3 separate regions of the Homo sapiens genome follow, and regions 1 and 2 are each linked to region 3. A link is a loop called in an ENCODE intact Hi-C map of the cell type or tissue named here. Cell type or tissue: ascending aorta. All regions are shown on one strand. Links, peaks and the distances in the headings refer to the core of each region. The heading gives the core; the rest is flanking DNA. Region 1 overlaps TLR5 (toll like receptor 5). Region 2 overlaps LOC105372984 (a long non-coding RNA gene). Region 3 holds the start of DISP1 (dispatched RND transporter family member 1).

What was found. Peaks named below come from ENCODE experiments on the same cell type or tissue, not always from the same donor. Only the 100,000 strongest peaks of a DNase experiment are listed, where the experiment ranks them.
Region 1: a loop joins it to region 3, with 2.3 times the contacts of the local background. A loop is called at or near these places in 3 of 110 quality-filtered maps.
Region 2: it touches region 3 in a loop (4-fold over the local background); 2 of 110 quality-filtered maps call a loop at or near these places.

Annotation. Positions count from the first base shown.
Region 1 is chr1:223,129,452-223,137,793 of GRCh38, reverse strand. It overlaps TLR5 (toll like receptor 5), which reads left to right. Exons shown (of 6, transcript NM_003268.6): 3 at 531-616; 4 at 2,930-3,112; 5 at 5,155-5,319. Among named protein-coding and RNA genes, the nearest start is that of TLR5, 9.6 kb to the left of the region's middle. RefSeq lists an enhancer at 8,056-8,245. In ascending aorta, for the core only: a CTCF peak has its summit at 3,960 (motif pointing left); DNase peaks (open chromatin) are centred at 2,413 and 3,913; H3K4me3 peaks cover 1,480 bases; H3K27ac peaks cover 1,553 bases.
Region 2 is chr1:222,751,397-222,759,738 of GRCh38, reverse strand. The region is part of intron 3 of LOC105372984 (a long non-coding RNA gene); the gene reads left to right. Among named protein-coding and RNA genes, the nearest start is that of FAM177B, 18 kb to the right of the region's middle. In ascending aorta, for the core only: no CTCF peak of the experiment used is centred there; DNase peaks (open chromatin) are centred at 4,768 and 5,178; H3K4me3 peaks cover 833 bases; H3K27ac peaks cover 2,525 bases.
Region 3 is chr1:222,810,251-222,818,592 of GRCh38, reverse strand. It overlaps DISP1 (dispatched RND transporter family member 1), which reads right to left and starts at 3,554. Exons shown (of 9, transcript NM_001377229.1): 1 at 3,515-3,554. RefSeq lists silencers at 3,594-3,693, 3,784-3,863 and an enhancer at 4,104-4,163. In ascending aorta, for the core only: no CTCF peak of the experiment used is centred there; a DNase peak (open chromatin) is centred at 3,502; H3K4me3 peaks cover 2,015 bases; H3K27ac peaks cover 2,039 bases.

The DNA of each region.
Region 1 (8,342 bases), core at 1,169-6,168, 320 kb before region 3:
GTTTTATGGTAAGAGAGATCTGCCTCCCTTTGACCACACTAGGGAAGGAGCTCATTTATGCTAAAGGAATATGGATAAATATTCATATTGTTCACTTGGTTATATTTCATTTAAACCTTCCTCTCCTCCTTTCCTGTCCTCTGCAAGTGCCCCATAGAACTTTCCTTCTGGGGAATTGCCAAAGTCATGGTATTGCTAAATCCAGTGACAGGGTGTTGCAACACAGAAATCATTGGTTCTCACTTCACTGGCCTGTAATGAGACTCCCTCAAATGCTTCCAAACAACTTTCCTTCCTAATAGTGCTAGTCAGGCATTTTCTCTTTTACTGTGCACAAATTAATAACACAGTAAAAGCAGCAATAATAGCAAATGCATAGATAGCAGTTACTCTGAGCTACAGACTATTGTGAGTACCTTTGAGGGGTAAGTGGTGAACCAGTATTCAAGCTTAGCATATTTGTCTTCAGGGTCCATGTACTTAAACCACTATGCTAAATTCAAGATAAGTAAGTTTGTATTTTACCATAGATTGATGTTCATGTTCCTGACACTACTACAAGATTCATACTCCTGATGCTACTGACAACGTGGCTTCTCCACAGTCACCAAACCAGGTATCTCTCTGGACCCAGGTTCACTGTGGGTTGGACTAGCTTTAATAGTCAATAAGGCCAGGGACAATGGCACACGCCTGTAATTCCAGCACTTTGGGATGCTGAGGCGGGCACATCTCTTGATCCCAGGAGTTCGAGACCAGCCTGGGCAACATGGCGAGACCCACTTCTACAAAAAATAGAAAGATTAGCTGGGCATGGTAGCATGTGCCTGTAGCCCCAGCTACTTGGGAAGCTGAGGTGGGAGGATCACCTGAGCCGGGGGAGTTCAAGGTTGTGCCATGATCATGTCACTGCACTCTAGCCTGGGTGACAGAGTGAGACTCTGTCTCAAAAAAAAAAATTTAAAAAACAGTCAATAAATAATTTGATAGTCAACAAGCAATCTGCCACATGCAAAGTATTGCAAGGGACCAAAAAATATAAGCTATATGTCCCATCTCATTTACTCTTCATAACCATCCCATTTTACAGTCAGGGAAACTGTCTGGATTTGAACTCAGAAGACCATGATAAAGGCAAAATCAGAAGTCACTTTTAGTCCTGAGTTTCTGGGGTCTGAGATTCCTCCTCATCTTGGTCAGAGATATAACTGGGTTCAGATAGCTTCAAGACTACCTTTTCTTTTATTTCCCAACCTGTGAACCAAAAGGGTAGTGAGTGTGAATCTCTAGCATGCACAGATGTGCAAGAAATACTGCCTCTCCTCTATTTTCTAGATATTAATATTAGTTTAGAGCCTTCATCTCATCTGGCCAGCAACCATAGAAATCACCCCAGGTTGTGTCACTGTGTCACAATTTCAGATCTCTTATGCATTGCCAAGATCCCAGGGGCTCGGGTGCAGGTATCTCCTGCTCCCCCATCTGGTCCACTCGGGTTACCACTGAAGGCACTCTTGTGCCTGTCTTGCCTAGCAAGTCCTCACTGCTTCCAGACCACATAGCTAACTCACTGGGGTCCTGCCAGAGTCCTGTCTTCCTGGTGCTGACAGACCCCTTTTCCCTTCCTGTCTTCCTGTTTCTAGAAGCATGTCTCTCTGCTTTACCCATCAGCACACCCCACCCCTCTTCCCCCAACTTGGCAAAGACTTTGTGTCCCCAACCTAAGGCCCTGTTTGGAAAATCAAAGCCAGAAGAACTTGCAGGCTATTCCTGGTAGGGTTCTGACATATACCTGCCCTGGACCAATGACTAGGGAGCTGGCTACAGAGGTGGAGGTGAGCCTAGGAAAGCAGAAATACAAGGAGAGGGGGAAAAAAAAGTCAAATCTCAAAATATCTAGCCGCAGACATAAGCTCCTCTGAGGGTAATTTCTTGAGGGGGGAAAAAGTTGCTATTTAAAGCTAGGATATATGTGGTTCCATTTTTTTCATCGGTACATTAATAACATCATTTTCCACTATGTATCTTCAAGATCCGGTGTAACAGCCTTGCAAATTTGCCAGAATGAAGAAGGAATGTTCTGCTTCAGGGAGGATTGGCCCTGGTCTATGATTGCTGTCATGATGATACTCAGCAAGTTTCCTTAGATAACTTCAGAGTTAACAAGGATTTAAAAATGCTTCCATTTCAAACTCACCGTTATACATATGCAGAAACTGAGGACAATGAAAGTTAGAGTTGTCTAGGATACCCAGACTGTGGCTGAAGGAGGACTAGAACCGATATTTATCCTCTCCCAGCCCAGCATTTTTGCCATGGTCTCATGTATCTCGAAAGTAACCACCACTAGCAAGTTGGAGCCAAATCAACTAGCTGACTCCCTGCCCTGACTCAGAATGGAGCATAGCCACCCTGGGCAGCCTGCCCAGGCAGATTCCACATGCAGTAAACCTCCTTCGGGTCCCAGGACACTGGGCACAGGGTGGGGACCTGTGCTTCCAGCAGGGGTGCGCTCCCCAGCCTCACCTGTCCCTGCTTACAGTCCCTCAGGCAACACCAGTGAAATCATCTTCCTCTCAGGGCATCCTCATCCTGGCCTGAGTGCCCCCCACCTTTCCTTCTCAACCTCTTCAGGGCTTACCTTGCATCAGGGGGTGTCTCCAGCAGCTGCAGGGTGCATTGGATTTTATCTGCCTGGGAAGCTTTCTCTTGATTCCTTTGCTAGCCCAGCACAGACTACACATCCCTCTCAGAACAGTTCTCAAGTGTTTGATACTCTCTCTTCACATTCCCATTTCGTATCTAACTGATCAGGTTAATAGGGTTCCTAGTTGCCGGTCACCACCCCCACCCCAGCTGTTTCCAATTTACATCACACTCCAAATGATTTTTGCAGCGCTTAGCAGATTGTCTGTGTCATTACTTTCAGGGATGCTATACTGGACTTCCCTACTCTCATCTGCTCCAGCCCCCTGACCTTATAGTTGCCCAGCTTTCCTGGCAATTGACTTTGCCCATCAATACACAGGATTTAGCATCCAGGGAAGATGTCGGAGCCTCAGATGTTAATTTTCTAATTGAGAATGTTGGCGCTGTCCGAACCTGGAGACAGGTAGGGATGTTCACTTTCTGGGCGAGCCACCTTTTCCCGACGATTTTAAATGTTGTGCTAGTTGTTCGTTTTTAATAATCACTAAAAATTATTTCTTTCAATCAGATGCTTTAAAATTGTGTGCTAAAGAGTTATAATGTGCAAACAACGGGGAAGCCATTCTGTACCTAAACCATGTGTTTTCAACATAACTTTTCAGAGTATCAGCGCCTTTGCTTGCTGCTGTTTTTGCTGTTTTTTGATGCTGGGAACCACCACCTAAAGATAGTAAAGAAAACACAGGAAGCTTTCCGGTAACTCATGCTAAAGAAACACAAAATCACCCCAGTGCCTTGAGAAATTTCCTTTCCCTCTCTAACTTTCCCCTTCAGTGTTCTAAAGGGAAGGCGTTTCTGGTAAGGTGTAGTTGCGTAAATGATGGCTGCCTACTTCAGCAAGCAAGAACTGTTGGAGTATTAAGCATGGGTAACTGGATATTCTGGTTTGGGCACTGGAGGATCCCTGGAAGCCGGAAGCAGGCTGTTGCTGCCGGGGTAGGGGCGGCGGGGGTGGGAGGTAGAAACTTATTGCTGTGATTTTATAGGCAGTAAACTGATGCTTAGAGAGGTTCAGCACTCGCCCAAGCTCACACACCTACTAAACTGTGGAGCTAGGATTTGAATCCAGCTACAAATTTAGTTGTCATTGAAATGTCTAAATGCACTCTACTGCGCAAGCGATAGGAACTTCCCAGCGGAGCTCAGCTCAGGGACGCTTGCAGCTCCCCGCGCCCCGCTCGACTCTCCGGCCGCGGCTCCGCGGGCTCCTCCCCCTCGGTCCCTGCCCCTTTTGCGCCCTCTGCTGGTCTCTAGGGAAAGCGCATCTCCTGAAATCAGAAGTCGCACCCAAGCTGTCCCGTTTCCTTAGCTCCTAGTAAAGCGATATGACCCATCCATCCCCTCCTCCTCAAAGCCTCACATGAATCTTCTTTGAGGTACTCTCTGATGCTTCACTCTTCAGCGCTGAGAAAAATGGGGAGGAAGGGGAAGTGAATGTATTAGTATAGCCCCTTCTCAAAACCAATCGTGCAGCATCTTAGCCATGCCTTATCCTGGAAGAACGAGGCAGCTCACGTGGGCATGGGGGTAATGAGCAGGGAGGCAATTACAGACTCTTAGGTTCTCACCGCTAACAGTGTGGTCAGTGGACCAGCAGCAGCATCACGTGGGAGCCCGTTAGAAATGCAGACTCTCAGGTCCTTCAGCCACAGCCCTGATGAATCAGAATCACCGTTTCAAGGAGGTCTCAGGCGGGCCGTTTCAGGTTCCGAGCTCGCTTTGAGGCTCTGTGGATGTTTTGCAGCATATTCAATTTTGTTTTGTTCAAAGGTCACAGTGACAACTAAGTTTGCAGCGGGATTCAAATCCGAGCTCCACAGTGTAATAAATGTGAGATCTTAGACAAGTGCTTAACCTCTCTGAGTTAATCATCTATCAAATAATGAAAAGCACTATAAGCCAACTCTTCAACTTTCAGGACATTGTTCACCCGAAACCCGAAATCCAATAACTGTGCACTGTCTTCTAACACAGCCATAATTTACCTAGATGTACCGCTTAGAAATGTCTCACTCTCATAGTGACCTTAGTTCTATCTGTCCCTAGAGAGCCGCAAGACCATTTTGTCTGGAAGTTCTCTGCTCACTGGACAATAGGGACAGTGGAATTGTCCTCATCCTTGTGCTTGAGTCTTTGGAAACCAAATGACCCCAGAAATGTCATGAAAGAGATTTTTAGGTCCCAGAGGAACTGAATGGCTTAGACACCCACCTTCTGAACAAGAGGCTGGGCCAGAGATTTCTCAAGGTCCCAACTTCAACCTTGGTGTTCTGTCCGCCTTGATTTACAAAATGGTCTTGATCTTTTCCAATTAAAATTCCATTTAGTAGAGATACACAGAAAGTTTGCAATTCTTCCACAAGAAAACTGCTGTATGGCATAGAAAAATATCTACATAATATTTTTTGTTTCTTCTTCTTAATTAGCTTTCCTATTTTCCCTTAGGAAAACAAAAAGTCCTTTCTCCTGATTCACCAAAAAATAAAATACTGACTACCATCACTGTGATGAGATTCCTATAGTCTCAGGAACTGAAGTCTTTAAACAACCAGGGACCCTCTGCCCCTAGAATAAGAACATACTAGAAGTCCCTTCTGCTAGGACAACGAGGTAAGTGCTTCTGGTAAAAATGTGTCATAGTGTGTCTGTGTCTGTGTGTGTATGATACGTATATAAATATATGCATATTTGTACATATATATATACATATGTACAAATATACATACATATAAGGTCTCTCTGTCGCCCAGGCTGAAATAAAGCAGTGTGATCATAGCTCACTGCAGCCTCAAACTCTTAGGCTTAATGATCCTCCTGCCTCAGCCTCCCAAATAGCTCAGACTACAGGTGCACACCAGCATGCCTGGCTAATTTTTCTGTTTTTTGTAGAGACAAGGTCTCACTATGTGGCCCAGGGTGGTATAGAACTCCTGGGCTCAAGCAGTCCTCCCATCTTGGCCTCCCAAAGTGCTGGGATTACAGGCATGAGCCACCATGCCCAGTCCTGTCTTCAAAATATTAATGGAGAAAAATATTGCTGGGGTACTTAAGTTGTGCCAGGTACTACAGGGGGATCCTGCATGAATGAAACTGAGTGCCTGCCCCTCAAGACTTACAATCTAGTGGAGAAGGCATAATATAATAAAAATGCCATGATGGAAATGTACCCAGAATACCAGGGGACGGAGATAAAGAGTGCATATAGGCCAGGCATGGTGGCTCATGCCTGGAATCCCAACACTTTGGGAGGCCGAGGCAGGTGGATCGCTGGATCCCAGGAGTTCGAGACCAGTCTGGGCAACATGGTGGAACCCTGTCTCTACAAAACAAAAACAACAACAACAACAACAAAAATTAGCTGGGCATGGTGGTACAAGCCTGTAGTCCCAACTACTTGGGAAGCTGAGATGGGAGCATCACTTGAGCCCAGGAGATTGTGGCTGCAGTAAGCCCTGATTGCACCACTGCACTCTAGCCTGGGTAACAGAGCGAGATCTTGCCGCAAAACAAAAAAACAAAAACAAACTAGTGCACATAGAAGTGTGAGAAGTGCATGTAGAATTCTCATGGCAGAGGTGGCTTCTGAGGTGGCCTTTGACGGGGGAGTTGGAATGGGATGAGCAGATGAGACATTCACGAGCATTCCAAGCCCCAGGACCAGCCTAAGCTGAGAGAATGGGGATGAGGGCAGACTCTGAGAATGGCAAGTTAGATCTCGAGCACAAGGCAGTGATGGGATGCCAGTGTAGATACAGCCAGGAAGGCAGGGTGGCTGGAGTTTCCTGCTCTGTGAAATGAAAGGGTTCAAGCCCTGAGGGCCTCTCTAGTCAACCATTCCAGAATTCACTTAGAGTCTGTGGTGGGGACCCTGAGGTCATCCTGAAGAGTTTGAGTGATATGAGCATGAGGAGTCAGTGAAGACTTCTAATCAGAGTCATGCCCTAGGAAGCCCCCTCAGATAGTAAGTGAGGGGTGTGTGTGTCAGGGTCAGGCTTACTATGGGAGACTAGCAAGGTGGTGTCTCCCATATCTAGAGGGGAGGCAGTGGAGCCTTGCAGCCAAGCAGTGGCTGCAGAATTGGAAGAAGGGGAATGGATGCTGGAGGCATCCTGACGTGAAATTCACAGAACTGGCCACCAACAGCATTGATGCCCTGCTTAAAGCTTCTTCCAGCTGGGAATTAAGGAAACCAGAATGACCTCACCCTCCTGGTTAGATTTTAAGGATATATACACTAAAGACAGAAATAAGGATCCATGAGCAAAGATGAATATCAGGCAGTGTCTGACCAGTGAGAAAGGTCTCAGAATGGCTATAGCCCTAAATGCTCTGAATTTGGGGGAAATGCTACAAAGATGCAAAATGATTTTTCAAGCTCTGTTCAGATAAGGAAGAAGGAAGCAACAAGCTCACTCTCAGAAGCAGATGGTGCAATGGTATAATACTAGCAGATAACCACTCCCTGGCAGGAGAGAAGTGATGGCCCAGGTAGGAGAGAAAGAAGCAAGCAAGTGACGTGGGGCTGTTCTGAATCTGCCCAAGTCCTTCTCAGACCGGCCCATCCAAGGAACCCAGAGAACTGGCAGAGGAGCCCTCTGCACCTGGCAGCCTTTTCTGCAGGGCCACGAAGAGGGAGGGAGGCACCAGGCAGGATGTGAGCAAATTCATTCATTCAGCAGATATTTGCCAACATAATACATTCTAGGTGCTGGCAACACAGTGAGTCAAAGAGAACCAAACAATACCTGGCCTCTGGAACAAAATTCTGATTCACAAAAAGGGACACAGGTGGGCTTTTAAACCACAAACCAGCGAGCTTGACAACAACTGTGGACAAATTTCTAGAAGAGGTTTAGTAGGTGGTCTGCAGCTCTGTGGAACGGTGCGGGGATCCCTGTATGTCAGCTTGTGTTTCTGAATGGCCAGTCACAGAGAACTCAGCTTGTTTCCATCCTGACAGGGTTACCCTTTTCTAGCAACTCTAGGAATTTGGCAGGGCATTTGATAGTCTCTCAGGGTACGCCCCAGCCCCCACCCATTGCTAATGGAATAAAGACTGCACATAAAAGTGCACATAAAAGGGAAATTTAGGCTACACTTAATAGACGTGCTTTGTATTATGGAATCATAAAGACCTAGAGAGGCAAACAGACCCTAATGAGACCACCGGGCATCAGTAAATAAATCAACCGTTCTGCAGTGCACAGAAACCTCGTGTGCTGATTCTCTGAGTCCTCTTTAGAGAACAGTAGTTAGTTGTCAGACGTTTAGCCCGCTGTGTTAATCCCTGATGCTAATGACTGTTGCTGCTCAGGCGTGTGATGGCTCTGAGGAGAAACCTGGGTAGGAGCTCGCTTTCCATTTTGCCCGCATGAACGGACTGCCTGTTCCTGGCCGTGGAGTGCATTTTGCACTCACGTTTGCACGAGTGAGCTGCCCTCCCTCCCTGACCTTGTTGGCCTGAGTGTGACTGCCTGGGGCCCAGTCACACCTCCCTGACCCCAGTTTCCTCTCCCAGTGGCGCTGCTGGGTGCTGTTCCCCGGGACTGCGGCAGAGCCCTCCTCGCGGGCCTGACACGGTGTCCGGCCGCACGGATGACCGGTAGAGGGCAGCAGCGCGCTCCGGGTCGGTC
Region 2 (8,342 bases), core at 2,163-7,162, 60 kb after region 3:
TTTATAGATTTTCTAGGTTAATGTTTCTCAAAGTAAGTTCCTCAGACTGCTACTTCTGGAAATCCTCCTTGCACAAGTGATTTTATGACCACATACATTGGGAAATATTGTATACTGTGTATTTTTGTTTTGTTTTGTTTTTTGAGACAGGGCTTCCCTTTGCCACCCAGGCTGGAGTGCAGTGGCAGGAACATGGCTCACGGAAGCCTGGAACTCCAGGGCTCAAGTGATTTTCCCACCTCGGCCTCCCAAGTGGCTGCGACTATCTGTCTTTTGGAGCTTAATGAGGCACATTAGTTTATTAATACCCTGAAAAACTCTGTGGCAATGATACTTTTTTGTTTTGTTTTGTTTAACCAAATTCCTCCAAAAAATTAAGTTTCTCAGATCCTCCTTTTTAATATAAAACTTATTTGGCTGCTGCAGTGGCTCATGCCTGTAATCCCAGCACTTTGGGAGGCCAAGTCAGGTGGATCACTTGAGCCCAGGAGTTCAAGACCAGCCTGGGCAACATGGCAAAATCTTGTCTCAAAAAAAAAATTAGAGGGGCATGGTGGCATGCACCTGTAGTCCCAACTACTTGGGAAGCTGAGGTGGGAGGATGGCTTAAGCCTAGGAGCTTGAGGCTGCAGTGAGCCATTTTTGTGCCACTGCCCTCCAGCCTGGGCAACAAAGCGAGGCCCTGTCTCAAAAAAACAAAACAAAACAAAACAAAAAAATTATTAATATTCAGAGGAACATACTTTAGGTAAAGCTAATTTAGTCCAAACTGCCTCATTTCATAAATTAGAAAACCAGACCCATGGATAGTAAATTTTTCTAACGTCGTGTAACTTTTTAGTAGCAGAGTCAGGACTAGAATCTAATTTTCATGACTTATTATCCAGAGTTCTTCCCACCTCTCTAGGTTTCTAATTGCTATGAAGATGATGATCGGTGTCTCTTTCCTAAACTACTATCAGCTGAAGGGTTTAAGACTCCATTTGCCCCATCCTGCCCTCTTCCCTCACTTCCACCCCAGACAAGAAGCTCTCTCAAACCCCGAAAGTTGGTGAAGAGCTTATTATATGGTGAAGAGTATATTATTATATATGTTTCCCACACAATGACATGTTTCTCCATAGATAGGGACTAAATTGAACCATTATAACTGTATAAACATGGGGTGGAGGGAGTGAATATAACATATTTTGTTTTCCATAAAATCACACCTCCTATGGGAATTAATGCAGAGAAGGGCATAGAAATAGTCTTTAGCACATGTTCTCATTGTCCAGTTTTCTATTTCTGGATATTATTGATAGGGGTTGAAGAGACCAAAGGAGATAAGGTAACACTGATGTGCCATTGGTATAGAGCTTTGATTAATGCTTTCACATACAGGATCTCAATTAATTCTCACCTTTTGTAGGGATGCTGGCTTTTATTATCCTCATTTTGAGGACAAGTCTGAAACTTGGCCTGAGTATGGCCCCCCAGCTAATGACTAGAGACCCTGGAGTTAAAATCTAGGCTTCCTGGCTCTTGAATACTCACTATGCTTTTCCTTTAATCTCCAAGTTCCCTTCTCAGATTCCAGGCATTCACGTTCTGCCTCTTGTGGGAACTGCTGGGCCTGTCTTTTATCCACTCGCTGTCCCACAGCCAGCTGGATGGAAAGGTTTTAGTTCTCAGTTACGCAGTTCTACGTGATTGCCATTAATCTGTAGAAAGAGTGAACACAGGCCCAGGTACTTCTTTGTAAATATTAAGATGTTAAACGTCATTTGAAAGGTTTTTGTGCAAGAATGTGAGAGTGTAAGCATGTTTAAATCTGGACTGTGTGAACTAAGATGAAGCAGAGAAGACAGCTGTCCTGCACACCGCATGATGGTAATATTGGCCAACTGGCCCACGTGATAGTTAACTAAATATGGTAGTCGTAACTTCCTAAATGCATGTTGGGTAACAGCTTTATCAGTCAGAGTTCTCTAGAGAAACAGAATCAAGGAGATTTATTTCAAGGGATTGGCTTACATCCTTATGGGGGCTGGCAAGTCTGAAATCTGTAGGGCACGCCAGCGGGCTGGAAACTCATGTAAAACTTGAAGCTGTAGGGGTTCTTTTTGGTTTGTTTTTGTTTTTGTTGAGACAGGGTTTTGTTCTATCACCCTGGCTGAAACGCAGTGGCACCACCATGGTTCACTGCAGCCTGAATCTCTTGGGCTCCAATAATCCTCCCGCCTCAGCCTCCCGAGTAGCTGGGACTAACAGATTCATGCTACCACGCCAGGCTAATTTCTGACTGTAGAGATGGGGTCTTGCTGTGTTGCACAGGCTAGTCTCGAACTCCTGGGCTCAACCAATCCTCCTGCCTTGACTTCCCAAAGTACTGAGATTACAGGCATGAACTATCATGCCCGGCTGATGATATAGTCTTGAGGCAGAATTTCTTTCTCTTCAGGGTTTTGCTCTTAAAGGACTTCAACTACCTGGATGGGGCCCCACCCATATTATCTAGCATCGTCTCCTTTACTTAAAGTCAACTGATTGTAGATGTTAACTATGAAATACCTCTATAGCAACACCTAGCTTAATATTTCATTAAGTAACTGGATACTAGAGCCTAGCCAAGTTGACATATGAAACTAGCCATCACATCAGCCAATGAGGCAAAAGTTGATATTTTGATCAGTTCCTTAAAATTGGCATTAATAATTTTATATACAAAGTTTCAAGAACTACCTTCTTACAATTTGAAGAGAAAGAAGTAGGTTTTCCCACCATCACCACATTCTTGGGAGCTGTCTTGCTCTTGGGGTCATCTTACTCTTGGGGTCATCTTGCTCTGTCACTGAAACAAATTTTTTCCCCAAGACACCAAAGACCATCATAAAATGCTTACCTTGGGACACGTTTTCTACAGAAATTCACTCAATTCTGAAGAGAATTTTGTTTCTGCCACTTTGTCCTGATTTATACAGCCAGTCAAGCCTGAGGGCAGGCTTGAAGATGACAGATTAAGTAAATGTTCCAGGAAAATAATATCCACTTCCTTTTGAGTAATTTGTTGGGGGCCCTTCATTTTCTTTTTCCCAGTAAAAATACTTCCCACCCAAATTAAACTCAGATTGATAGAACCATGACACTCCCCTCTGGTTCCCAACTTAAATGAAAACTTACAGAGAAGATTTTCCCTAAAGAGCTTTCAACACTTTTGCCTAAAAAGCTGACCATTGTGTTTCCCGGCTCTTGGCAAACCTATATAAGATACCTGAGAATGAAAATGATTCAAGGTGTACTTGGCTTCATTTTGCTGTAGGTAGAGGAAATAATTATATCTTGCATTTGGAAGTGGTGTAATTTGGCAGAGGATAGAAACATTTACAGATAATTGAAGGACCACCTCACCAACAAAGATGAAAAAGACCCAAACAATTCTTGGCAGGACTGCCCAGTCAGGGAAAGACATTTGAATTTTGTATGTATGAAGATAAAGGGGGGTAAGATTGTCTGTGTGCATTTGCTAAAGAGCTTCTTTGATCACTTGAGACTCCCTGAATTTCCACTCTGAAGGTAAAGGTTTATATGAATCCATCATTAGAAAGAGAAATAATAAAATTAACTTTCATTTACCTGCATTACGCACAATGAAGTATGGTCATAATAAATAACTAAAAACATCAAGAACCAGATAATTATTCAAATTTGGTTTATTAATTCAAAGACTTTCTGCTACATAATTTGTTTAATCGGGGATATTTTTGGCCTGGCAGGAGTCTAGGGCTTACATGTTGCTGGAAGGGGAAGTGAGTTACTCCTTTCCCAATATATCATTGAATCTTGGAAGCTGCCAGATAGAGCAGGGCAATATGTTTTCTCCACATTTTGTTTAGCATCCATGAATTTGCAAAGGGCAGAAATGCCTCCTGGGAGGAAAAGGACTAGGACTGCAACATCTTCTCTCAGGTTCAAGGAGAGAAAAATGAGTTAAGATGGGCTGGGATGACACTGACCAAGGCCAGACAGCATGGAAAGATAATAAAGGCTCAAGAGGAAACCTACTATAAAAGAGGGAGAGTCTGGACCCCTGACAAGTGCTATACCAGTGTCCGGATTGTAGGTGAAGAGCATTGGTTCTGATTATAGAGTATGGCCAATGGTGGAACCCCTTCTGGTATGGTTGTCCGCACCCAAATCTCATGTTCAGTTGTAATCCCCAATGTTGGAGATGTGGCCTGGTGGGAGGTGATTGGATCATGCAGGAGGTTTCTGGTGGTTTAGCACCATCCCGGTAGTGCTGTTTTCATGACAGAGTTCTTATGGGATCTGGTTGTTTAAAAGTGTGTAGCACCTTCCCCCTCTCTCTTCCTCCTGCTCCTGCCATGTGAAGTGCCAGCTTCCCTTTTGCCTTCCACCATGATTGACGCCAAGCAGATGCTGCCATGCTTTCTGTACAGCCTATGGAACCATGAGCCAATTAAACCTCTTTTCTTTATAAATTACCCAATCTCAGGTATTTCTTAATAGCAGTGCGAGAATGAACTATATACCTTCCTACTGAGTCAACTTGACATTATGATTGTGCTTTGAGGAAAATGGTTATGGATATCTGAGTAAAATATTTTATCGCTAAAAAGCTGTACTTTCTGGGTACCTAAACTTTTTCACTTTGGGATGCTCATGACTAATATTTCGTAGAAGTGTTTTTCCTGGTACAATGAAAATCCCTTTGGGTGACTCAGCAGGTGGCAAATATGGGAATTGGCAGTGATGGCAAATAAAACAGCCAGATTCAACTTGCAGGCAATGGTTGCCTAGTTAGGCCCCCACACAGCGCAGTAAGGCAGGAAGCTTATCTGATACAGCTCAGTGAGTTCCATCTAGCCTTGAGGGAGTAAGGTAAAATTCCTGTACTCCTTCTGGGTGCATTATAGTTCTTGGATGAGTTTATCCTCAGAAGTCCTTAGGAATATTTAGGAATAAAAAATGAAGTAGTTATCCATTCCACTATAAGAAATTACCATAACATTTAGTAGCTTAAAACAATAAACATTTATCTCATATTCTCAATGAGTCAGGAATCCAGGAGTGGCTTAGCTGGGAGGTTCTGGCTCGGCATCTCTCATGAGGTTGCACGCAAGCTGTTGCCTGGAGCTGCAATCCTCTGCAGGCTGGAGGAAGGCGGTCTTCCAAGCACACTCACGTGGTTGTAGGCAGGCCTCAAGTTCCTCAAAGGTTGTTCGCTGGAGATGAAAGTTTCTTAGCACAATGAGCTCTCCAAGTCTTAATCAGTTCAGGCTGCCATAACAGAATACTGTAGACTAGGTAGTTTGTAAACAACAGAAATTTATTTGTCACGGCTCTGGAGACTGGAAATCTGAGATGAGGACGTCAGCATCGTCAGGTTCTGGTGAGGGCACACTTCTGGGATGCAGACTGCTGACTTCTCATCGTATCCTTACATGCTGAAAGAGAGCCAGTTAGCTCTCTGGCCATTTCTTTTTTTTTTTTTTTTTTTTTTTTTGAGACAGTCTTGCTCTGTCGCCCAGGCTGGAGTGCAGTGGTGTGATCTTGGCTTACTGCAAGCTCAGCCTCCTGGGTTCACGCCATTCTCCTGCCTCAGCCTCCCGAGTAGCTGGGACTACAGGCACCCGCCACCATGCCCAGCTAATTTTTTGTATTTTTAGTAGAGACGGGGTTTCACCGTATTAGCCAGGATGGTCTCAATCTCCTGACCTCATGATCTGCCCACCTCGCCCTCCCAAAGTGCTGAGATTACAGGCATGAGCCACTGCACCAGGCCATTCTGAGAGGGTACTAATCTCATTCATGGGGGCTGCACCTTCATGACCTAATTACCTCCCAAAAGCCCCACCTCCAAAATCATCACAATGGGATTAGGGTTTCAACATATGAATTTGTGGGGGAACATATTCAGTCTGCTGCACTGGCTGAGTGTCCTCATAACATGGCAGATGGCTTCCTTCAGAATGAATGATCCAAGAGAAAAGTAGTGAGAAAGATCAAGACAGAAGCCAAAGTATCTTTTATAACAATCTCTGGAGTGGCATATCATTAATTCTGCCATATTCTCTTGGTTACATAAATCACCCTGGTACAGTGTGAGAAGGAACTACACAAGGTATGAATAGCAGGAGGTGGAGATCGTTGAGGACCATCTGAGAGGCTGACCATACAAAGACTGAATGTCCTAATCATTTAGCTATTGGGAATTCAAGGCTAACAGGAAAGTAGAGATTTCTGTCTTCTTTGTTAATAGTACCTAAAACAAACAAACAAACAAACAAACAAACTGGCACATAGTAGATGTCCAATTAATATTAAATAAATGAATTAATTTTAATATTAAAGAAACTGTGGACTTATCCTGCAGGAATAGCCTGATAAGATCTGGGTATTGGGTTCCATTTGTCTTCTTTATTATATTTTGCTCAAGATTCAATTGATTTGCATATGGTCACTGACCATAAGAGAATCTTTTCTTTTAGTGAAAAAGAAAATTAAATTGAGAGTATAACATTTGCTAGATAAAAATCCACTTCTTCAATTCAAATATCACACTTTGTTTTGCCTAGTTCTTTTTTTTTTTTTTTTTTTTTTGAGTTTAGGAGCAGAGGTTTAATGGGCAAAAGAAAGAGAAAGGAGAGCAGCCCTCTTTCTCTTGTGAGAGAGAGGGGTGTCTGAAAGGGAAAAGCCCACCTAGTTCCTTAGAATCATCAATAAGTGGATATTCAAGAGGTGAATAATTTTTTAGAAAATGGAAAAGTCAAAAACAGTCCATTCCTAGGGCTATTCTGAAGCAAAATAGTAAGTAAATCAGGTATAGATTGTTAGTATGATCAGACACCTAAGACTGAAGTAACCAATGCTTAACTGATAGACCTGGTCACTTCTGCAATATGATAAAACCTTCAGATTTACTTCACCTTGAAACTGGACTAACAGAACATGTCAGATGAAGACCTAAGACTGACTCTTCAGTGGGGACAAGCCGTTCAGAATCCATGAAACCGGGATTCTCATTCAATATTATAATAGTCAGGGTTCTCCAGTGAAGCAGAACCAATAGCATAGATTTATAGAGACATAGGTAGATAGACAGATAATTGGATAGATAGATACAATGAGATTTATTATGAGGAACTGAATTTATTGTGATTATGGTGGTTGAGAAGTCCCACAATCTGCCATTCACCAACTGGAGACCCAGGAAAGCCAGTGATGTAAATCAGTTTGAGTTCAAAGACCTAAGAATGAGAGAAGCCAAGGTAGTAAATCCCAGTCCATGGGCAGGAGAAGATGAAATGAGATGAGATATCCAAGCTCAAGCAATAAGGCAGAAAAAAGGAGCAAATTCTTCCCTCCTTGGCCTTTTGTTTCATTCAAGCCCTCAGTGGATTGGATGGTGCTCATCCACATTGGGAAGGCAATCCATTTACTGAGTCCAACAATTCAAATGCTAATGTCATCCAGAAATATCCTCACAGATACACCCAGAAGTAATGTTTAATTTGGGCATCCTGTGGCCCAGTCAAGTTGACACATAGAATTAACCATCATAAATATTAATAATTGTAATTGATACTATGACTTAAGCACCTTATTAGAGCCACAGCTTTACGTGCTTTTCCTCAATTTTAACATGAAACAGTCATGGGATACCTACCTAGCTCACTGCAATTTCCTTTTCCTGAGAACCATCTTAACCCAGAAATAGGTCCCATAACCATGTTGCTACTACAAGGCTCCATCTCCCTGGCCACAATTAATTGAATTAGAGAGTGATACTTGACAAAAAGGAGCAAAACAGATTCTATCCACACTATGCTTTGAAATGGGGACGAAAGACTAGTATATCAGTCACTTGAACAGAAGAATTATCAAGAGCTATAGAGTGGGCATCTTCCTCATGGGCAAGAAAGATGAGAGATGGACAGACAGTACCTGTTGGGTGCTTGCTTGTCACACTGTTTAGATCCTATTGAGACTAATCTCCCTTTGGTGTCCATTTGATAACTCAGTGTACTTTCCACAAAATTCTTTTTTGTTGCATAAAGCTGGTTCAAATTATATTTGCTTCCTGTCTCAAACCTGTTTTATAGATGAGAACATTGAGAAGTTGAGTAATTTGCACAGAGCTACTGGGTTACAAAGAGGCAGGAGAGCTGAGATTAAATCAATATCATATTGATCCTTGAGCCTACCATTTATCTCCTATGCCATTAGAAGAAAGTGTTTCCTTTTCTCAGCTATCTTAGGAGGCTCAGACACCCATAAAATTAATTATAGCCATGTGATTTTCTTTGGTGAACGAAACATACACAGAGGTGACATGATTC
Region 3 (8,342 bases), core at 1,497-6,496:
TTTGTACTTGCCAACTCCCACAACTGCATGAGCCAATTTCTTAAAATAAATCTCTTTTAAAAATACACATATATATGTGATATTGGTCTGTTTCTCCGGAGAACCATAATTATACACTAACACAGTGAAAATCAAACTGGTACTATTTTGCTTCAAGAGGCTCCACCAGGTCATTCACACAAGAGGTGGGAGGCTCCACCAGGTCATTCACACAAGAGGTGGGAGGGATTCCCCTCCCAGCCCTCTCCAGGTAACAAAGGAGTGCATCATCTGTGTGGTATTCAAAAACTATAATAACAACTAAAAGTCTTTCTGCTGTATTATCACCAGGAGCTGGCAATTCTAAACCTCAGTGCTAAAATACTCTTTCCAACTATAGCAGACAGCTCCCACCATCAAGACCCCTAGTATGTCACTGGTAGTGGTCAACTTCCCCCACCCCCCCATGCAAATCATTTATCCAATAGTTCTTCTATTCCTTAGGCTCTCAAAATTAAAAACAAAACTAATAATAACAACAAAGGTTAAGGGCAATCAGTGTGTTTTCTACAATATTTGCCATTGTGAGTTATAGCCTATCACTTTAACAGAAAAGTTCATCTACAGTGTAATGTGATGCCTCACTCAAAGCAAAACTGAGTCTATTTATATAATCCAACAAATTATGATTTAGTATTAAAAGTATTTTTAAAACAATAACCTAAACAAGAGGTTCACAGTCATAACTACATGCCTATAGGCTGGAAAATGTGCCAAGATTTATGGGATCAGATTCAGCAGAATGGACAGGGCCCTACTAACAGGACTGCAGTGATTCATCCCCTTTTGAGTCACTCTGAGGCCCAAGTCATCTTGGTCACTATTGGAGAAAAGGTCTAACTCACCAGAGGAAAAGGACAGAAAGTATTACTAAAAGCAGTCAACCCTGTGTGAGTCAACCTCATTAAGGGCCATGCTTTTCATCAGAGGCAGTGCAGCAGCTGGACCTTAAGTTAACAGATCAGCAGTCTTTCGTAGCTCCTCATCCAAAAACTGTACTTCCCCATTGTAACAAATATTCTTGATTCTATCAAGTGGCAGGAAATGGCTTTCTAACTAGAGTATGCCGATAATTGAGAACGTACTATATAATCAGAAAATTGATAACCAAAGGGCATAGAAGCAACGAGCTCAACTTAGCAAATTATTTCGTATTTTACAAACTAGAGATTAAGGAAGACAAATGTATGTGTATATGAAGACAGTGTTTTGGTTATCACTATTTTGATAGTTCTTCCAATACAGACACTGTACATATTTCAGAAATAAAAAGAAATAGTGAATCTATAAAATAGCCAGCAGTTCGCTGTACTTAATCAAAAACTGCCATTATTGGTTAAACTGTAAAATACATCTAAATCCTACGGAATAACAAAAATAATTTATCTAGAGAGAAAGCTAAATTTACTAAACAATTAGAAGAAAGAATACAATTCCAAAGATTTTCCGGAATACAGGGCAATCCAACCTCAACATACCATTCATATATATAGCTAGCCCAACTTGCCCAAGAGGGCAAGTGCTCTTGTGTTTCAACAACGAGCACTTCCTCCAACCATGAACTAATGTCTAAAGACTTGCATGCTTTCTCAAGTGCTTTATTTCTCAAAAACCATGGGAAAAGGCGGAAGAAAAATAAAATCAAGTCTTATCAGATAAACAATATTGTCTACTTAAACAAATAAGATTAAATTGAGACATATACAGAAATTAACATGGCAGTTAATTCAATTACTTTAGAGATCAGTGTTATCTCTTCATTTTGTAATTTGAAAACTTATTCAATATGCTCATTTACATGTTAAGGCACTGTTTATGTTTAGGCCTTGCTTTACACTTGTAAATATCAGCAGTCCTCCTAAACATAAGGACGTTATAACTGTGTATTTCACTCAAGCACAGATATTCAAGGCCATCAAGAATTTATAAGCTAGCAAGATATCGCAGTACCAATAAATATAAAATGTTCTAGTTTTCCTGAATTAGTTCAAGTCAGACCACCAAATCAGATCTAAAAGTTACCTGTACTAATACAGTAATTTTTAAAACAAAAACTTCTAACATTTGAAATGTGAAACACCTGAAACAAGCAAAGCAATCATCAGATCTCACCCTCCATCAGTGACAGTGTTATGATTCTTCCTAGCTACCTTGCTCACTTTGTGGCAAAAATCCAATTCACTTACTACCTACTTAAAAGCTAGGAGAATCTTTGTAATTACACTGAGTGAAACACTATATTATGTAGATTAGGAAGCACATATTAATCACATCCAATAAAACATAAATGCAAGGTAAATAATAACTAAATCAATAATTACCTTTGGTAATAATAATGAGCCCACATACCAAACACTGGCCACTGGGGAAAACTAAATGTGCTAATGTGCGTGTAACAACAGATCTTGGGTTATCAATATTTTTAAAAAACACTGACAATGGCAAATATTTATATATATATATATATATATATATATATATTTCCTTACAGCAGAAATAAAAAGGAACAGTAAAATCTTAAGAACTGCTAGTAATTTGCTGCACCCTGATGTAAAATTGCCTTTATTGGTTAAACTAAAAGACTAAACCCAACAAAATAGCTTTTAGAAAAAATGTGTTAGAAAGTTGGACAGAAAAACAATGAGTTGAAACTGCAAACATTGACAGCACTGGCTTTCCATGTGATTATCACCATAATTCTGAACGCATTTAGTTCATCCCATGACAAGGGAAATAAGACAAGCTAAACTCTGCAGGGTAGAGAAGAGTCCAAAAGGAAAACTTTGGTTGTCTTCCTTGGGTGAAGAGAACTCTCAACTACTATCAGTTTGACAAAGACACGCAGAATCTGGGTGAAGCAAGAATTCGAGCGGTCCCTAGGAATATACAATATTTTCCCGAAATCCACACGCGCGGAGCGGGATATATTTCTAAAAACAAAAAACAAACTGCATGAATTGCAAATGAAGCAATAGGAGTTCAGCATCCAATAGGTGGCTGGTCATCTTTCTGGTTCGTTAGGTCAAGACGTCCTTCTCACCTACGACCCTCAGAGAAGGACTGACTCCCTCCTCTGTAACCTCTCCCTGGAAGCCAACCTTTGCCATCTCCTGCCATCCTCTCAGTCAATCCGCCAGGACCCGGGACACGCCCCCACGAATGACTACTTTCCTCCGAGATGCAACTCTGCCCCGTGTCATCCGCAACCTCCAGTCTCAGGGCCTCTTTGGCCTCAGGGTCCCCGGTGCCTCCCTCCTCAGTCCCTAAAGGCTGCCCTTAGGGCTCTCCTGGTTCCCCGTTCTCAGTCCTGGCCCTTCTCTCAAGCCTGGGGTCCCGGATTTCCCTCCACACGCGCGGGAGATGCCGACTCTCCCGTCCCTACCCGGTCTCCCAGTCCCGCGGCGCCGGGCGGCGGCGCGCCGAAAGGCATCCACTGAGGAAACAAGTGCCTGCAACGTTCCGGCTGCGAACTCACCTCCAGTCCGGGCTCTCGGATGCTGGCCCGGAGCCGGGCTTCCGCCTGGCGCGGTCCGCGTCGCGAGCGGGACCGGAAGTCCCGCCCCTCGCCCGCTCCCGGCCCGCTCCCGGCCCGCTGGCCTCGCTTGACTACCGCTCCCCGGGAGAGGGATCGCCGGCGGCGGGCGACGGGCGGCTGGCAAGGGGCAGAGGGCAGAGGGGCTTGGCTTGAAAGGGCGAGGCAGGCGCCAAAAAAATTCCCTCTCGCGCTCCTGCTCTTTCTAGTGTATCCATCGACCAGTGTGCAAATGCTTGACCAAGCGTCTATTCTGCCCAAGCCCAGTGAGGCACAAGATGACTCAGACACTGACCTCTGTCCTCACAATCTAGTTAAAAGTTGACATAAGTAAAAACAGAAGTAAATCACGCCACAAGACAGTGTTTCTTCTTTCATTATTCAGATTATTATCACCTGCTATATAGGCCTGTGAACAACCAGGCACTGCTGTAGGGGCTGGGGATAGAGCGAACAGAGGACAGCCCCACTCTCGTGAGGCTTACACTCAGGGCGAGGAACTAGCTATAGAATAAATCGAACAGCGGCGGCTCCCTCGGGAGGCTTATGCACAGAAACAAAAATATATAAGCAATGAAACCATCAAGTGTTAGAGGCACTCTGGTGGTGCTGTAGGGAACGGTGCAATGTAGAGAGCTGGGCGGAGAAGGCTTTCTAGAAATAATGACTCTTCAATTGAGACTGAAATAAATGATGAATAAGAGTTAAAGGACAGGCACAGTGGAGAAGGGCATGCAGAGAAGAAGGACGTTATGGAGTGAGAGCTTGGCTTGTACCGGTAGCTGGCCAGGAGTTAAGCAAAGTGTCAGATGGCAGATGCAAGAGCAAGCATAATGAGAAGAGACAAGGCCAAATCATGAAGAACGTTGTGCCCTATGCTTAAAAATTTTGGACTTCAGAGACTCCGTGCAACGGAATCCGTGGGGTCATCTAAGGGAATAGACAAAACAGTGAGTCATGGGGTTGACTAGGGGGATTGTCCTAGTCATCAAAGAAAAATAATACATCATGAATAGCATGTTTTATCCTTGAGGGTGCTTTCTTGAACTGCCATACCCAGATGTAAAGGCAATAGACGGCTACCACAACCCTATAAAGGCAGGACCACAAGGGATCATACCCCTCAGGTTGCTGCATTGAGCAAATCACCCCAACCAACTGAGATGCTAACTGAAGTCACAGGGAACTATGGAATGGGCCCAGAAGAAAGAAGCTTCAACACCAGCTACAGTAATGAGGACTGTTGCATTTTTTGTTTGTTTTCTTTGCTACCAGTGTTTAATAAATACTCTCTTGCACACCAAGCCCTTTCTTTGCCTTTTTAAAAAGGAATGGTATAATACATACATTTTTCTTTTTTTCTCCTTTTGCCAGCAAAAGGCCATACATTGCAATATATGGAGATAGGATTACAGTAGAAGAAAATGAGGAATGGATATCGTGTAGAAAGTCTGTACTTAGAGGGCATAACATCAACTCTAAGTGAAGTAAAAGGTCACGCGTTTGGGTTTTCTCCCATTGGGAAGGTTAGTAGTCCATTTGTGGTGATACTTGAAATAACTGATTCACATAGCGGCAAGGTGTATTTTTGAAAGGATGGAAAGAAGAGAGTGTGTATGTGGTGTGATGTGGGGGGTGTGTGTGTGTGTGTGTGTGTGTGTGTGTGTGCCCACGCTGGGTGCCAAGAAGTAGAATGTAATAGACACTCTGTGAAATGTTTCCTTATAGCTTCTCACAATTCCTTTTTTTGTAGGAATGGCTGAAATACATAGAGGCAGTCCTTTTATGGGCCACATATGCACAAGCGACCATGTCCTAGTGTGACCAGCTACTCTGGTTTGCTAAAGACAGGGGGATACCAGGATGCTGGACTTTCGGTGCTTAAACTGGGATAGTTTTGCGAAAACTGAGACAAGTTGGTTGCGCTACCATGTCCCTTGTCTACATAACAGATTAATTCAGAGGTGGGCATATCCTAAACCAGACCATTTAGACTCTTTGCCCCAGAAATCTTAAATGAGGCATAGAGAAACACAGAGAGAATATAGTTACTCAGTAGAACTGAGTCACAAATGGCAGTTCCCTAAAGAAAAAATCTATTAACACCCTTTGCCAAAGATCCAGGACCTGCCCTGTTTCCTTTGGTTATAGGAGATATCCCTGTATAATTCCAAAACTTTTTTTTTTTTGGCTAGTCAAAGAAGATTGCTGCTGCTTGCAACCAAAATAATCTTAAGGAGCATATTCATTTCCAATCCTTGTTTAAGATAATGTGCTCCAAGAGTCTCTTCTGAATGGGCACTGAGCTGAACGAACCATACTCATTGCCACAGCAAACCAGACCAAATATGAACACTGAACTCAAACAGGCCTAGAAAGTCTCACATGCATGGATTTTGCAATGCACATATAGGGCTCCACTCTTGCATGCTAAATTAGAAATGTCCAAACCTAGAATTAGGTTAGGCATGAGTAAGATGTTCAAAACTGATGGGAAAAGGGGGAAAGCAACAGGAATGATGAGAAGGAAATAAGGATAAGGAGAGAAAGATGGAAAAAGAGAAGACTTATCTGAGAGGTGAACATCTTAGTTCCCTTCTTTTCAGTTTCTGATTCCCCAGTCCCTTATGAGATCCAGCTAAATGTTCTGCCCTTAAGTTCTACGAAAATTCCGTGTCCTTCCAGTAAACCCCCCATTTGGTTAAGAATCATTTTAGTAGGTTTCCCCTCCTAGCAATCAAACCCCAAGACATCAATTCACAAGACACAAGGTTGCCCACTCATTCTATAGCATGCACCAGAGTTCTGGAGCCACTTTCTCTCCTCAGACTCAAGAACAGGAGAAGGATTTGCACACCTCCATGGCTGCCTGGTCCATTCAGGAAAACTGTCACAATTACCATGGGTTAGATGACTTTAACTATTAAAATCACACAGGTGGGGAGAATCATGCAATCAGAGTGTAAAGTGGAAGGAGACTTTGGAAACCATGCATGTCAACAGAGGAAGGAACTAATGCCCTTCCAGCTAGGCATAGTGGTTTTCCTAAGGCTAAATAGTTCAGTAGTCCCAGAGACAGGATTAGCTAACAATCTCGTCTCTCAACAACTGAGGAAACTACTGTGAAATCCTTGAAAGTGCACTATTCAGTCTCCTCCCACTCAGCTCCTGATCTTTGGAGTTTACCCACATCTGTATAATGGCATCAGCCTGACTGCGGAACTGTGAGAGCTGTTCAAAAGCCATTTGTGGGTGACAGTAGATAGTGAATATGTTAATCTGAATCAGGAGAGAAAATTTTAAGGAAAATTTTCCTACTTTTTTTTTCCGTACTCGCCAACTGGCTCAAACAGGTAGATGGGTTAATTAACAGAGCTAATAAGGTTAGTTATTCATAAAGTTTATTTACACATTCTACATTCTCTTTAGTTCATACATGGGTATATGTCGTTTCCTTACTTTTTTTTTTTACCACCAACATAAACATCGATATATTTGCAGTTATGTCTAAAACTATATCCTCGTCCCTTTGTAATTTAGTGGCAATTTACTAAATTACTACTAAATCCAGTAATTTAGAAATTTGTGGCAAAATCAACTAGTCTACACTTGGAAGCAATCACAACACCAAACTTGCATTAATTACAGATTATGAAATGAGTGATAAATAAGGTCAGCCAGGGATCTCCAATTAATAATTCCTAACTCTTCTGCAGCTTATTAAAGGCCAGATATTTTCTATGAAGATCTTAACATCTCTTACATAAAGTGAAAAATTAATTACTAAATTTAAAGTGCCATTTCCTTCCTAATGATGTGCAAATATTACTCACCGTCATCATCTCCAGAAATTTGGCACTGTTGTCCAGGCTGGAGTGCAGTGCTGCAATCTGGGCTTACTGCAGTCTCTATCTCCTGGGCTCAAGCCGTCCTTTGACCTCAGCCTCCTGAGTAGCTGGGACTACAGGCATGCAACACCATGTTTGGCTAATTTTTGTATTTTTTTTTAAGAGATGGGGGTCTTCTTATGTTGCCCAGGCTAGTCTCGATCTCCTGGGGTCAAGCGATCCTCTTGCCTCAGCCTCCCAAACTGTTGGGATTACAGGCATGAGCCCCCGCACCCAGCCCAGAAATTTTTCATCTTCCCAAAAATGATACTTTGTATCCATTAAACAATAATTCTCCATTTCCTTCTCCCCTCAGTGTTTTGATGTAATTTTATGTTTGTATATCCTGCAAAAACATTTTTAGCACTGATTCATATCTTCTTGAAGTAAATACATTTCTAATAGAAATAATATTTTGCCCTTTTCAGCTCTTTTCTCCTGTGGAATCCAAATAAAACATGTGATTTCCACAGGGATGCCGTTCTGCTTCAGACCTCTTTAAGAGCTAAACCAATGGAAATTCCATGTGTAAAAGAAACATAACAGGGAGACTTGGCATGATACTCATTAACTAAAAATCTGGGTGGATGTGTTCCTAAGGATTTTTATTCAAGTTAATACTTTTGAACTCCAATCCTGCTTGTTTCTCTGCAAAAGCAATGGGCATTCCACGTGTTTGATTGGTGCACAAGCCTCACTTCATTTTCCTCCCAGGAAAATCAAAACTAAGCAGAGATACTGCCGCCAGAGAAAGCTTCACCTGCTAAATTCCACAGCGACTAATAAAACAAGCCTTTGTTTTTCAGTAAAAATTTCACTCCATGGTTGGTAACTAAAATAGACCCGCAGCTCTAATCCTAACTTGGAAATCTCACCAGTAGGTA